Regions from separate parts of the Homo sapiens genome. Here region 1 is linked to region 2. The links are chromatin loops, found by intact Hi-C in ENCODE. Cell type or tissue: B cell. All regions are shown on one strand. Links, peaks and the distances in the headings refer to the core of each region. The heading gives the core; the rest is flanking DNA.

What was found. Hi-C counts contacts between places; a loop is a spot of excess contacts. Peaks named below come from ENCODE experiments on the same cell type or tissue, not always from the same donor. Only the 100,000 strongest peaks of a DNase experiment are listed, where the experiment ranks them.
Region 1: a loop joins it to region 2, with 9 times the contacts of the local background. A loop is called at or near these places in 34 of 110 quality-filtered maps.

The regions. Positions count from the first base shown.
Region 1 is chr16:69,326,947-69,333,087 of GRCh38, forward strand. It overlaps COG8 (component of oligomeric golgi complex 8), which reads right to left. Exons shown (of 6, transcript NM_032382.5): 4 at 5,768-5,936; 5 at 3,867-4,149; 6 at 1-2,233. The coding sequence ends at 3,893. It overlaps PDF (peptide deformylase, mitochondrial), which reads right to left and starts at 3,642. Exons shown (of 2, transcript NM_022341.2): 1 at 3,051-3,642; 2 at 1-2,233. The coding sequence starts at 3,624. The coding sequence ends at 2,076. RefSeq lists enhancers at 3,008-3,655, 4,304-4,951 and silencers at 3,280-3,659, 3,690-4,079. In B cell, for the core only: no CTCF peak of the experiment used is centred there; a DNase peak (open chromatin) is centred at 3,695; H3K4me3 peaks cover 1,831 bases; H3K27ac peaks cover 1,661 bases.
Region 2 is chr16:69,383,523-69,391,256 of GRCh38, forward strand. It overlaps TERF2 (telomeric repeat binding factor 2), which reads right to left and starts at 2,485. Exons shown (of 10, transcript NM_005652.5): 1 at 2,071-2,485; 2 at 1,869-1,964; 3 at 1,058-1,188. The coding sequence starts at 2,449. RefSeq lists a silencer at 2,101-2,480. In B cell, for the core only: a CTCF peak has its summit at 2,184; a DNase peak (open chromatin) is centred at 2,449; H3K4me3 peaks cover 2,500 bases; H3K27ac peaks cover 3,052 bases.

The DNA.
Region 1 (6,141 bases), core at 1,142-6,141, 55 kb before region 2:
CCACCACAAAAGCGTTAACCTCAGAAAGCTATAAGAAGCATCAAAAGATTGCCATAGCCCCCTGTAAGAGCTTCTGAACATTGTCCAAATGAAAGGAGGCTCAGCTGAATTCTAATTTTCCTAAAGACCCATGTTTTTAGCATCTATGAGCTTTCTACAAATCTCCCCATTGGCTGCATCTCTGACCTTGCACCAGTATCTGGTTGGGATTCCCTTTTTTTTTTTTTTTTTTTTTTTTTGAGACAGAGCCTTGGTCTGTCGCCCAGGCTGGAGTACAGTGGCGAGATCTCAGCCCACTGCAACCTCTGCCTCCCAGGTTTGAGCGATTCTCCCGCCTCAGCCTCCCAAGTAGCTGTGATTACAGGCGCCTACCAGCACACCCAGCTAATTTTCATATTTTTAGTAGAAACAGTGTTTCGCCATGTTGGCCAGGCTGGTCTTGAACTCCTGACCTCAGGTGATCTGCCTGCCTTGACCTCCCAAAGTGCTGGGATTACAGGCATGAGCCACCAAGCCTGGCCGGGATTCCTTTTCAAAGTCTGGCTGCACCTAGAGCCAGTTTGCTTCTGCTTGGCCTCATGGGGCCTCAGAGAAAGCCACAAAGGAGGATGGGTCTTTCCTGGGTTCATTTAACTGCCATTTATAACACTTTTTCCTCTAAACAGCTTAATGGACTTCCTACTACTTGTATAGTTTGATTTTCAGGACTCTGTTCAGCAAGAATACCTACTTTACAAAACTCAGCATAAAAATGAGGTGAAACAGTTTAACTAAAACTGGAGTTTGGCTGGGTAGTGTGGCTCACAACTGATCCCAGCACTTTGGGAGGCCGAGGCAGGAGGATTGCCTGAGACCAGGAATTTGAGGCCAGCCTGGGCAACATAGTAAGACCCCCGTCTCTATCTTAAAAAAAAAATAAAAGAATAAAACAAGTTCCTTCACCTCTTGACAAGACAAAGCTGACACTTTTTTTTTTTGAGACAGAGAAAAAAAGAAAACTCTACAGCCAGAATCATACTTTTGAGTCTCGCTCTGTCGCCCAGGCTGGATGGAGTGCAGTGGCGTGATCTCAGCTCACTGTAACCTCCGCCTCCTGGGTTCAAGTAATTCTCTGCCTTGGCTTCACGAGTAGCTGGGATTACAGGTGCTCGCCACCACGCCCGGCTAATTTTTGTATCTTTAGTAGAGACAGGGTTTCACCATCTTGGCCAGGCTGGTCTTGAGCTCCTGACCTCGTGATCCACCCGCCCCGCCCTCCCAAAGTGCTGGGATTACAGGCGTGAACCACTGCACCTGGCCACTTTCTTAAACCTACACATTGGTTGCTGTGATATTAATTCTATTTTTACAAAATAAGTGTATAACCAGGAAGTACTAATCCTGCTTTCTATGCCCAATTGTTAACAGGAAAGGGCTCAGTGCACTTCTCAATTGTCACCCCTGCCCCCAGCCCTGATCCACGGCCTCTACCCCAAGAATGAGCCAAGAACCAGCTGCTCTAGGGATCTCAGCAGCAAAATCCTGCCCAAGGCTGTTAAAATGTGTGGGCACTCATTTACACTCGTGCTGTCATGAAACACATCCTTGAACAGGGACTATTCTCTTTCATTTCCATAAGCAAACTGGCGTCTAAGGCCACAAGCCCTCCGTAAAAATAAGAACTCGGCACAAATGGCCAGTCACATGCTTACCTGCATTTTTAAAGACAGCTTTCAGGTATTTGGGGACTACATTATTACCAAACCTTGGCTTTGGGAGATTATACAGGTCCGAGGAACTCGTGTCTACTGCAGACGAATGCAATTACCCCACCTTCCTCCATACAGAATTGTTAGGAAATGTCCACTCCTTTGGGGGTGATTTTTCTCCTCAAGTTGTAGCCAACATTTTGTCCGTAACTGATTTCAGGGCAAACATTTCTGACATCTTCCTCCAGCTCAGTCTGCCATGCCTTGGCAATCCAGTTTCCTGTCATATGCGAGCCATCCAAGTTGATGCCAAGTAAGATTTGCCCAGCTCAAAGTGAAAGTGTTTGCGTCTTGGTATCCGGAATCCTCAGCCCCAGTAGCAAAGCTTTAGTCATTCACCTTCATCCAATAGACGTTTGTGAACGTCCTGCTGTCCATTTTGTCAATAAACAGGCAGCCCTGCAGGTGGTCCATCTCGTGCTGGATGATGCGGGCTGCCCACCCGCTCGCCTGCCACACCACCTGTTCTCCATTGGGGTCCAGCCCTGCAAAGGAAGTTACAGCCCTGGTGAGTGGGAACAGCTGAACTGCATCATCCTCAACCTCCCTACCCCTGCCCCCGGTCCTGGCTGTTCCCATTGACAAGAGGCAACAGCAGATGGCAAATGTAGACAGCAGCTCCTCTTCTAACTGGAAAACGTCCCTCATCTCGGTCCATTACCAAGCGTTCAACCTGGTTCCCAACTCTGGTAATTAGGTTATCGAGCTCACTGTAGAGCTGAGATGAGAAATCATCTTTCTACGGTGCGACCCTTCCGAACACTCCTCCCACTTCTGAGGTACCTGTGGGCTCCCAACTCCTAACAGAGGTTCTGCAGCTTGAGACCCCACTTGTTTTTCTGACCATCTTGAACCGACGGGCTTGCTGTGCAGGAACAATCACCCCGACCCCAGCAGAGCCCGCATTCCGCGAGGCATCCTGTGGTACCACGGGGGAATGGCCTAGCCCCCTGGGCTGGGTCAGGCTGGCGGGGGCTAACCCCCACTTCTCCAACTCCACCGTGGCGGATCTAACTGGGGCCGAAGAGCGTGTTTGCCTCAGAGAGCAAGGGAGCAGAAAGCAGACGCCAGGCTGTCAGGTAACAGCGGAACTAGGGGACCTCTCCTCGCCCCTGCGTCCTATCTGAGCGGGCTCTACCCCACAGGAGCTTCTATCCGTCCTGAGGCCTCTCCGCTCCCGCATCCCACTTCGCTCCTGCGGGAGGTCCGGCGTATGAACCGCGACCACTTCTGCGCTCTCGCGGAGTCGGGCAGAAGAGACGCGCGCGCTGCTCCAGCAGCCCCGGTCCCCGCCGCCCGCACCTGAGATCTGCACCGCCTGGAAGCGGGGCACGCAGGCCAGGAAGCCGGCGACGCTCTCGCAGCCCTCGGGAAAGGTGACCAGGCGGCTGTCAAGCACTCGCAGGCTGGGGTTCACGAACACGCGCAGGGGGAAGGGCTCCATTTGGCGGAGCGCGCGCTGGCGGGGCGGGCACTCCCGACACAGCGCCTCGGGGAGCTCCAGCGCCAGCACCTGCCGCGGCACCCCCAGCTGCGGCGCGCTTAGGCCCACGCAGCGCCGCCGCCGCATCACCTGGACCAGCCGTTGCGTCAGCCGCTGCAGCTCGGGCCCGCCTAGCTGCGCCCGCTCCACCGGGGCCGCCACGCCGCGCAGCACCGGGTCCCCGACTTGGCACACGTGCGAGAACGGCGGTTCGGGAGGACCCAGCACCAGACGCCTCAGGTGGCGCCAATAGGAGCGCCGCAGCGCCGGGCCCTCGACGCCGTCCGGGGCGGCCGTGGAGCTGCAAGCCCGGACACCGACGGCTGCCGCCCCGCCCCACGGCACGGCCGCCCACAGTGGCCAAAGACTCAGCGCGCCCCACAGCCGGGCCATGGCGGCCCCCTTAACAGTGACCCGGCCCGCCCCTTCCGGCCGCAGCGCGGGGCACGCCGGGAAGCGCCGTCGGCCAGCACACAGCGAAGCCGCGACTGGATCCCCGCCTTCCTGCTTAGACTGGCAGTGAGCACCGCCCCCTTCCGCTCTCCTCCCGGGAGCGCCTTCCCGCCTCCCGAACCCGCCCCGGACCTTCCAGGGCGAGGCAGTCCTGGCCACCCCGCGCCGGGAACCTCACGCACCGCGTTCTGGAGGCAGGGGACGCCGGCTAGGGCCCCACGCTGGGCGGTTCGGCCTGCGTCTCCGCTCGCCCTCCCTCCGGGCAGGCTGGGCCCGCGGGCTCCAGGCGTGGCTCCTCGGCGGGAGGCTCTGGTGCTGGAGCTGTGAGCTCGGGCCCCAGCGCCTGGTCATCCAGGGTGAAAAGCGTCTCTCTCTTTGGCAGGATAAAGGCGAGGGGCTCCTGAATGGCGCCGATGTTCACATGCCCTAGGTTACCGTACTTGGAGAGCTGAGTGGGAGGAATGCCTAACCCAGACGTGGGGAAAGCAAAATGGAAAACAGTTACTAATAAAACTCAATATAGAAATTTAAGGGAGGCCGGGCGCGGTGGCTCACGCCTGTAATCCCAGCACTTTGGGAGGCCGGGGAGGGGGGGGCGGATCACCTGAGGTCAGGAATTCGAGACCAGCCTGACCCACACGGAGAAATCCCATCTCTCTTAAAAATACAACATTAGCCGGGCTTGGTGGCGCAGGCCTGTAATCCCAGCTACTTGGGAAGGCTAAGGCAGGAGAATCGCTTGAACCTAGGAGGTGGAGATTGCAGTTAGCCGAGATCGCGCCATTGCACTCCAGCCTGGGCCACAAGAGCAAAACTCCGTCTCAAAAAAAAAAAAAAAAAAAAAAAAGGAAATTTAAGGGAAAAAAAACGAGCCATTACTATTTTTTTTTTTGAGACAGTCTCGCTCTGTCGCCCAGGCTGGAGTGCAGTGGCGTGATTGCTGCTCACTGCAACCTCTGCCTCCCAGGTTCAAACAGTTCTCATGCCTCAGCCTCCGTGGTAGCTGGGATTACAGGCGCCCGCCACCATGCCAGGCTAATTTTTGTATTTTTAGTAGAGACGGAGTTACTATGTTGGCCAGGCTGGTCTCAAACTCCCAACCTCAGGTGATCCATCCGCCTCGGCCTCCCAAAGTGCTGGGATTACAGGCATGAGCCACTGCGCCCAGCCATCAATTACTATGTTTTAATACAGCAAAAACCACCTTTGTTACAGGGAATGGGAAGCTATACTGTGAAGCAGAACGTAACGGAACAGCAGTGTAGGGTGCCTGCAGCAGGAACCCAGACCTCAGGCAGCACCAGGGAAAAAGCAGAGGGCAGCCAGGCTTTGCACGTGTGATGCACTGACCCATTGCCCTTTGGGAAGCTGTGCCTCAACCAAGCCCCTCTCCTACCACAAAGGGACAAGGACGTGAAAGTGAATTGGAAAAAAGACTTTAGGACGGGCGTGGTGGCTCACGCCTGTAATCCGAGCACTTTGGGAGGCCGAGGTGGGCGGATCACAGGTCAAGAGATAGAGACCATCCTGGCCAACATGGTGAAACCCCGTCTCTACTAAAACACAAAAATTAGCTGGGCGTGGTGGTGCGAGTCTGTAGTCCCAGCTACTCGGGAGGCTGAGGCAGGAGAATTGCTTGAACCCGGGAGGTGGAGGTTGCAGTGAGCCAAGACTGTGCCACTGCACTCCAGCCTGGCAACACAGCGAGACTCCGCCTCAAAAAAAAAAAAGACTGTAAAAACCATTTCTCTAGATATTTCACATAAATGGAATCATACGTATGTAGTTCTTTTGTGACTGGCTTCTTCCGCTTAGCCAGATACAGCCACATAATGTATGATTCCATTTTTATGAAATGTCCAGAAGAGGCAAATCTATGGCAACAGAAAGTAGGTTGCCAGGGACTAAGGATGCTGTCGAGGAATGACTACAAACGTGCATGAAGGATCTTTTTGGAGTGATGGAAATATTCTAAAATTGGATTCATATTTACTAAAAAACACTGACTTACACAAATGGATGAATTATTTAGTATGTGAATTACACATCAGTAAGGCAGTTTACAGAATTTTCATTCTCTTACCTAAAGTCTGTGCTATCTGAGCTGGTGGAAAAAGGACTTGGAGACAGCGATTTAAATACGGAACAAGGTCTTCCAGGAAGACAGTGCAGAACTGGACAAAGAGCTCTTGCTCCCCGCTGCTGAAGGCAGCCTCTTCAGCGCGATGGAAGGCCAGGATTATTTTAGTTACCTAAGAGACAAGGGCACCGTCAATTACTGGGACAGCCTATCACCACTGGGACAGCAGTGCATGAAACTAGGCAAAAAAATGTATGCCCCTCCAGTTTTCCTGAACAAAGTAATTTAACAGTACATTATTTTACTGTCTCATTTAAACTCAGAATTATGGTCATTGTCCACAATTGTGTCACTTTATTAATGTGAAGTTCAGACCC
Region 2 (7,734 bases), core at 1-5,000:
AACCTGATTTTCCTATACTAAAAATGTACTCTTGAAATTATTCTTCCTTGGAAATGACTAATATTTAAGCATTTCTTTACCAGACCAAAAGTAGTATCTGCCCAAGGTCCTTAATTAAATAAATAAAATATGTGCACCTCATGCACACTAGTTGTTTTTTAATAGGGTACCCAAGTACAATGTACACAGCCAAGAGACAGGTTTTCCTTGTGAAGCAAGGTTTTTCTTTCTACCCCACCCCCATCTTTGGGATCCCATCCTTTTAGGGGTGCTCTTTTCTTAACCATTTCCCTATTTTCTACCACCAGGGCAATGCTTAGCTGATGTTTTCCATCTTCACCTCTGCATCTGCTTCCACACCCCCCAGCCTTGGTTTTGGGGGAAGAAAAATCTTTTTCTAACTGGTTCCCACAGCCACTTCTATGTTTTAAATTAAAATAATTTCTACTGTTTGAAGCTACCTGAGCCACAACACAGTGACAATCCCAAATTCCTAGACACTCCATTAGCTTTTTTCTTGAATTCAAGAACACTGCCTGTGCCGGATTTCTATCATTCTTCTACCATTACTATTTTGCTAGCTGGCTCATTATCCCAGCACCTCTGATTCTAATCTATCTGTTCAAAAGGGATATTCTCTAAGCCCCTCTTTCTGCAGACAGAAAGAACTCAAAGTCAGTACCACATTTTCCAAGGCCCCAGTTTATCTCCTTGGTTTATTATAAACAAGGGTGACCAAACCCTAGGCCAGAGTTACTTAAGGCCCTTGTAGAGTGCTCCCGAATGGTGCAGTAACCTCCAAAATGTCAGAGCTTCAATGCCAAAGCCACAAGGAAGACCACCCAAATCACAAAAACTGAGCAACTGCCATTACTTCCCAAGCCTGGGTGGGAAAGGAGACACCTGAAGAAATAACGTCTGTGTGTGTGCTTTCTTGCTTGCTCAATCTCTCCCCATTGCTGTTTTCCTCTGCCCCACACAGTAAAGAGTAAGTGCTGTATCCTCAAAGACCCTTGATTTTTGGTCAAAGAAAAAAGATATAAAAATAGAGCCTTACAGCTTCCTTGACCAGTTTTCTACTGGATTCGACCACTGCTTCTGTCAGTGTAAATTCCGTTTTAATCATCTCCAGCACATTGATAGCTGATTCCAGTGGTGTGAGCTCAGCCTCCATATCAAAGGAACAGTCTAGGACAAAGCACAGTTTTCATTTTTAAGCTCTTTTCTAAGGGTAAAAAAGTTATGTCCAAAAATTATATATATATATTTATGGAAATGGAGCATGCAAATATGGTAAGATTTGCATTTAATTTTTTGACATATTTGCTACAGGTTGACATACACGATAAGGGTCCAAATTCAAATCAATGAATTTAACGTGACCATTTTTTAACACCTGTCAAGACAGGCAAAAAAATTATTTTTAAATACCTGCATTTGCCTCTCAAATTCAGAATATACCCATCCTCCTCAGATACGAGTGGCAAGAAACTGACAACAGCTAAATAGCTTTCAAGTTAAATTCAGAGGGGAAAAATGTCAGAGTACTTCCACTCTGAAAAACTCTCTACCATGGGGGAAAAAAGATGTCCATATGAACATAACTCACTTTAGACAGGAGCAAAGTTGGGGTGAGCAATTAACAGGTGGGAGAAGATTTAAAAAAAACACAGAAAAGCAGCCAAGACAACCTTAACCGGAGAAAACTAGAGCCAGTCGAGCCAGAAAACAGACCCATCGTAGAATGAAAAAGACCACTCTGATGGAAACTATCGCACTTTAACCTGGAATCCTTCAGTTCTAGATATAAGTTTTAAAACAAAACCCTACGCAAGTAAGCCCAGAGAAGAACACAAAAATAGCCATACCTAAATTTTCCCCTTCTTCAATCCGCGACAGACACTGCATAACCCGCAGCAATCGGGACACGGTGTGCTCCTTCCCCAAGGGCCTGACAAGCAAAGCTGGGAGAGAAGACATCGTTGGCTGGGCGACCCCCAGTCCCGACTCCCGGTCCCCCGGACCCCCTTCCCCGGCGCTCCAACCCCCCTCCCCCGGCCCGGCCCTCACCCTGCATGATGTCCCGGATCTGTCTGAAGTCCCCGTACCGGCTACCCCGAAAGGCCCGCAGCGCCTCGTGGAAGTAGAACTTGAGCACCCAGCGATTGACTGCCTCTTCCAGCCGTGCCTCCCCCGCGCCGCGCTCCGCCGGGCCCCCCAGCCCCGGCTCGTGGCGCCCCCGCCGGGCCCGCCCGCTACTGCGGGACGCCCGCCTGCCAGCTGCCCGCCCGCTGCCGTCGCTACTCCCGCCTCCTCCCGCCATCGTGTCCGATCGCCGCGCGCCCTCCCCGCCCTCCCGGCCGGGCCGCTTCCTCGGCTGTGACGCCGCTGGGTCACGCACGACGCCCGGGCCGGAAGCGGGGCCCGCCGTCCCGGCTCCCGCGGCCATGATAGAAACAGCGTTCCGAGCCGCCCGCGGGCTTCTGGGAGGGAAAGGACCGGAGGGCCCGGCCCCCTTCTCAGACGCCGTAGTTCCCGATGTGCCGGCCGCAATGCCTCCTGGGGCTTGAAGTCCACACCGCCCAGGCCGGTGAACCCGGCGGGTTTTGCAGTCAACTTCGCTCCGAATTTACAGAAAACAGCTACTATGCTAGGGACGCGGAACAGTGTATTAGAGACTGAAAAACAGGCCGGGATCGGTGGCTCTACGCCTGTAATCCCAGCACTTTGGGAGGCTGAGGCGGGTGGATCACCTGAGGTCGGGAGTTCGAGACCAGCCTGACCAACATGGAGAAACCCCATCTCTACTAAAAATACAAAATTAGCCAGACGTGGTGGCGCATGCCTGTAATCCTAGCTACTCAGGAGGCTGAGGCAGGAGACTCGCTTGAACCCGCGAGGCGGAGGTTGCGGTGAGCCGAGATCGCGCCATTGCACTCCAGTCTGGGCAACAAGAGCGAAACTCCGTCTCAAAAAAAAGAAAAGAAAAAAAAGAAAACCAAATATGTGCACCTTATTAAACACTTTGAAAATTGTGGAAGAGAGCATACACAGAGGAAAGTCTTTAAACAAATTTGTATTTTAACAAATACTGTAATTATAAAGCAAAGACCAGTGTGATACCAATAAATAGAATGCACCTGGCAACCCAGCCGCTAGACATATACTCTTTGTAATCACAAAAATAACACATTTTGTTGTAGAACAATTAGAAAAATAAGCAAAAGGACCACCCATAGTCCCATAGAGGGTCTGAGTCACTTTCAGATATCTCTGATACTCTTGGAATTCACCAACTGGCACTTGACCAAATGGAGAACCTCCAGCTCAGACCTTAGTTCAGGATGGTGGTTGTGGGTGCCTCTTCCTGAGAGGCCCAGTAACTGGTCTAGCTTCAAAGATTGTCCTACCAGCCCCACTAGTCTGGAACCTGCAAAGATCCAGTTTGGGGCCACTCAAAGACAACTCAGAAGTGCAGGTGGCCATGTCCTTGAGGATGTGAATCCCATGCTGGACCTGTGAATTAATATCAGGACCTTAATATGTATAGTATCCTGGAAAGCCAAAAGTTCTATGAGGTACACGTTCCGGGATGAGAGAAGAGGCCTCTAGGTCTGACTGATCTTTGGTGATCATAGCTGCTTTTCTTTTTTTTCTTTGTTTTTCTTGAGATGGAATCTCGTTCTGTCGCCCAAGCTGGAGTGCAGTGGCACGATCTCGGCTCACTGCAAGCTCCGCCTCTGGGTTCATGCCATTCTCCTGCCTCAGCCTCCCGAGTGGCTGGGACTACAGGCGCCCACTACCATGCCCAGCTAATTTTTTGTATTTTTAGTAGAGACGGGGTTTCACTGTGTTAGCCAGGATGGTCTCCATCTCCTGACCTCGTGATCCGCCCGCCTCGGTCTCCCAAAGTGCTGGGATTACAGGCGTGAGCCACTGCGCCCGGCCCATGGCTGCTTTTCCATTCCAGCCTGCTTGCCTTAACCAGGAACCAAATCACTTGCCTTTATTTTAGTTTTTTTGAGAAAGTTTCACTCTGTAATGCAGGTTGGAGTGCAGTGGCACAATCGTGCTCACTGCAGCCTTGAACTCCTGGGCTCAAGTGATCCTCCTGCCTCAACCTCCCAAGTAGCTAAGACTACCAGCGTGTGCCACCATGCCTGGGTAATTTGAAATTTTTTTTCGTAGAATTAGGGGTCTTGCCGTGTTGCCCAGGCTGGTCTCGAACTCCTGGCCTCAAGCACTCCTCCCACCCTGGTCTCCTAAAGTGCTGGGGATTTCAGGGTTGAGCTACTATGCCTGGTGCCAAATCACTTGCCTTTCAATTCTAACTTTTTTTTTTTTTTTCTGAGACAGAGTCTTGTTCTGTTGCCCAGGCTGGAGTGCAGTGGCACGATCTTGGCTCACTGCAACCTCCGCCTCCCGGGTTCAAGTGATTCTCCTGCCTCAGCCTCCCGAGTAGCTGGGATTACAGGCGTGTGCCACCACGCCTGGCTAATTTTTGTATTTTTAGTAGAGACGGGGTTTCACCATGTTGGCCACGCTGTCTCGAACTCCTGGCCTCAAGTGATCCACCCATTGTGGCCTCCCAAAGTGCTGAGATTATAGGCGTGAGCCACTGCGCCTGGCCAGTGCTAACTCCTCTACTTGCTAGCTGTGTAACCTTGAACAAATCCCTTAACTGTCTCTGTGCCTCTGTTTCCACATCTGTCAAGCACAAATAATGAAGGTACCTCTTGGAAATTATACGAAAAGTCAATGAGTTGCTATTTCTAATGCCTTTAGCGAAGGGCTCAGCTTGTGGTAAGGGCTCAGTAAGTGTAAACTGTTTTTTGTTTGTTTGTTTGTTTTTTGAGACAGAGTTTTGCTCTTGTCGCCCAGGCTTGAGTGTAATGGCGCAATCTCGGCTCACTGCAACCTCCATCTCCCAGGTTCAATTGATTCTCCTGCCTCAGCCTCCCGAGTAGCTGGGATTACAGGAAAGCAGGAAGCACTTAAGGTTTTCAAAGAAGTTCCCTTAAAGAGACAGTTGGGTATTTGTGGTAGATAAAGAAGAGAATGATTTTGGGATAACCAGAGGATGATGGGACTTTGAAAAATGAGGAGAAAATCCATCAAGCAGGACACTTATGATTTGCGCACTTTATGTAAGTCATACCTTAATTTTGAAAAAATAAAAGAAAAATGAGTTTTTTTTGATAGAGGAGAGTAGGAGACTTTCTAGGCAGGTCCTGGATGAGTTAATAAAAACAGCTTATACCGGCCGGGCGCTGTGGCTGACACCTGTAATCCCAGCACTTTCGGAGGCCAAGGTGGGTGGATAACCTGAGGTCAGGAGTTGGAGACCAACCTGGCCAACATGGTGAAACCCCATCTGTACTAAAAATACAAAAATTAACTGGGTGTGGTAGCTGAAGCCTGTAATCCCAGCTACTCGGGAGGCTGAGGCAGGAGAATTGCTTGATCCTGGGAGGCGGAGGTTGCAGTGAGCCAGGATCCCGCCACCGCACTCCAGCCTGGGCAACAGAGCCAGACTCCGTCTTAAAAAATAAAGATGAAATAAGGCCTGTAAATAATGTCTGACAATGCTGGGTGCGGTGGCTCACGACTGTAATCCCAGCACTTTGGGAAGCCAAGACATGAGAATCGCTTGGGAGGCAGAGGTTGCAGTGAGCTGAGATGGTACCACTACACTCCAGCCTGGATAGAGTGAGCTCTGTCTTAAAATAACAATAGTAATAATAATAATGATAATAATAACTGGCCAGGCACGGTGGGTCACGCCTGTAATCCCAGCACTTTAGGAGGCCATGGTGGGAGGACCACCTGAGTTCAGGAGTTCAAGACCAGCCTGGCCAACATGGTGAAACCCCATGTCTACTAAAAATACAAAATTAACCGGGCATGGTGGTGGGCACCTGTAATCCCAGCTACTTGGGAGGCTGAGGCAGGAGAATCACTTGAACCAAGGAGGTGGAGGTTGCAGTGAGCCGAGAACATGCCATTGCATGCCAGCCTGGGCGAAAAGAGCGAAACTCAGTCTCAAAAAAAAAAAAAATTGCCTGACACATGCCAATCAAGCTAGCAAGGTTTTTTTTTTTGAGACAAGATCTTGCTCTGTCACCCAGGCCAGAGTGCAGTGGTGTGATCATGGCTCACCGCAGCCTCGACCTCCTGGGCTCCAGTGATCCTCCTTCCTCAGCCTCCTGAGTAGCCGGGACTACAGGTACATGCCACCATATCTGGCCAATTATTATTTTTTTATTTTTTTGTAGCGACAGGGTTTTGCCATGTTGGCCAGGCTGGTCTCAAACTCCTGGGCTCAGGCAGTCTTCCCGCCTAGGCCTCCCAAAGTGCTGAGATTACAGGTCTGAGCCACCAAGCTGGGCCTAGCAAGGTTTTTTTTGTTTGTTTTTGTTTTTGTTTTTGAGACGGAGTTTCGCTCTTGTTGCCCAGGCTGGAGTGCAACGGTGTGATCTCGGCTCACTGCAACCTCCACCTCCTGGGTTCAAGCGATTCTCCTGCCTCAGCCTCCTAAGTAGCTGGGATTACAGGCATGCACCACCGCACCCAGCTAATTTTGTATTTTTTAGCAGAGATGGGGTTTCACCATATTGGTCAGGCTGGTCTTGAACTCCTGACCTGAGGTGATCCACCCACCTCGGCCTCCCAAAGTGCTGGGATTACAGGCGTGAGCCACCACGCCTGGTCACTAGCAAGGTTTTTTGTTTTGTTTTGTTTTTTGAGGCAGAGTCTCGCTCTGTTGCCCAGGCTGGAGTGCAATGGTGTGATCTCGGCTCACTGCAACCTCCGTTTCCCGTATTCAAGAGATTCTCCTGCCTCAGCCTCCCAAGTAGTTGGGATTACAGGCGCCCACCACCACACCCGCTAATTTGTTTGTGTTTTTAGTAGAGATGGGGTTTTCCCATGTTGGTCAGGCTGGTCTCGAACTCCTGACCTCAGGCAATCTGCCCACCTCGGCCTCCCAAAGTGCTGGGATTATAGGCGTGAGCCACCACGCCCAGCCTCCACTAGAAAGGTTTTAAAAGTTAATAATCGGCCGGGCATGTGAACCCGGGGGGCAGAGCTTGCAGTGAGCCGAGATTGTGCCACTGCACTCCAGCCTGGGCGACAAAGCAGGACTCTGTCTCAAAAAAAAAAAAAAGGCCAAGCGCGGTGGCTCATGCCTGTAATCCCAGCACTTTGGGAGGCCGAGACGGGTGGATCACAAGGTCAGGAGATCAAGACCATCCTGGCTAACACGGTGAAACCCTGTCTCCACTAAAAATACAAAAAATTAGCCGGGTGTGGTGGTGGGCCCCTGTAGTCCCAGCTACTCGGGAGGCTGAGGCAGGAGAATGGTGTGAACCAGGGAGGCGGAGCTTGCAGTGAGCTGAGATCACGCCACTGCACTCCAGCCTGGGCGACAGAGCGAGACTCTGTCTCAAAAAAAAAAAAAAAGTTAATAATCCCCATTGTCAGGGAAGGTACTGTGAAGCAGACCCTTTCAGCCAGTGCTGGTGGCAGTGTTAAATCAGTACAACCTTTCTAAAGAGCAACCCAGAAAAAAATCAGCAACAGCCATAAAAATTCCATTGTTGAGAAAGTCATCGTGCAGGAATAATCACAGATAAGTAACAAGTCGTAAGTACAAGGATTTTTATCACTTCATTACTTATAAAGTAGAAAAAACTTGAACTGAAAAGATCTGATAATAAAATTATTAAGTAAATC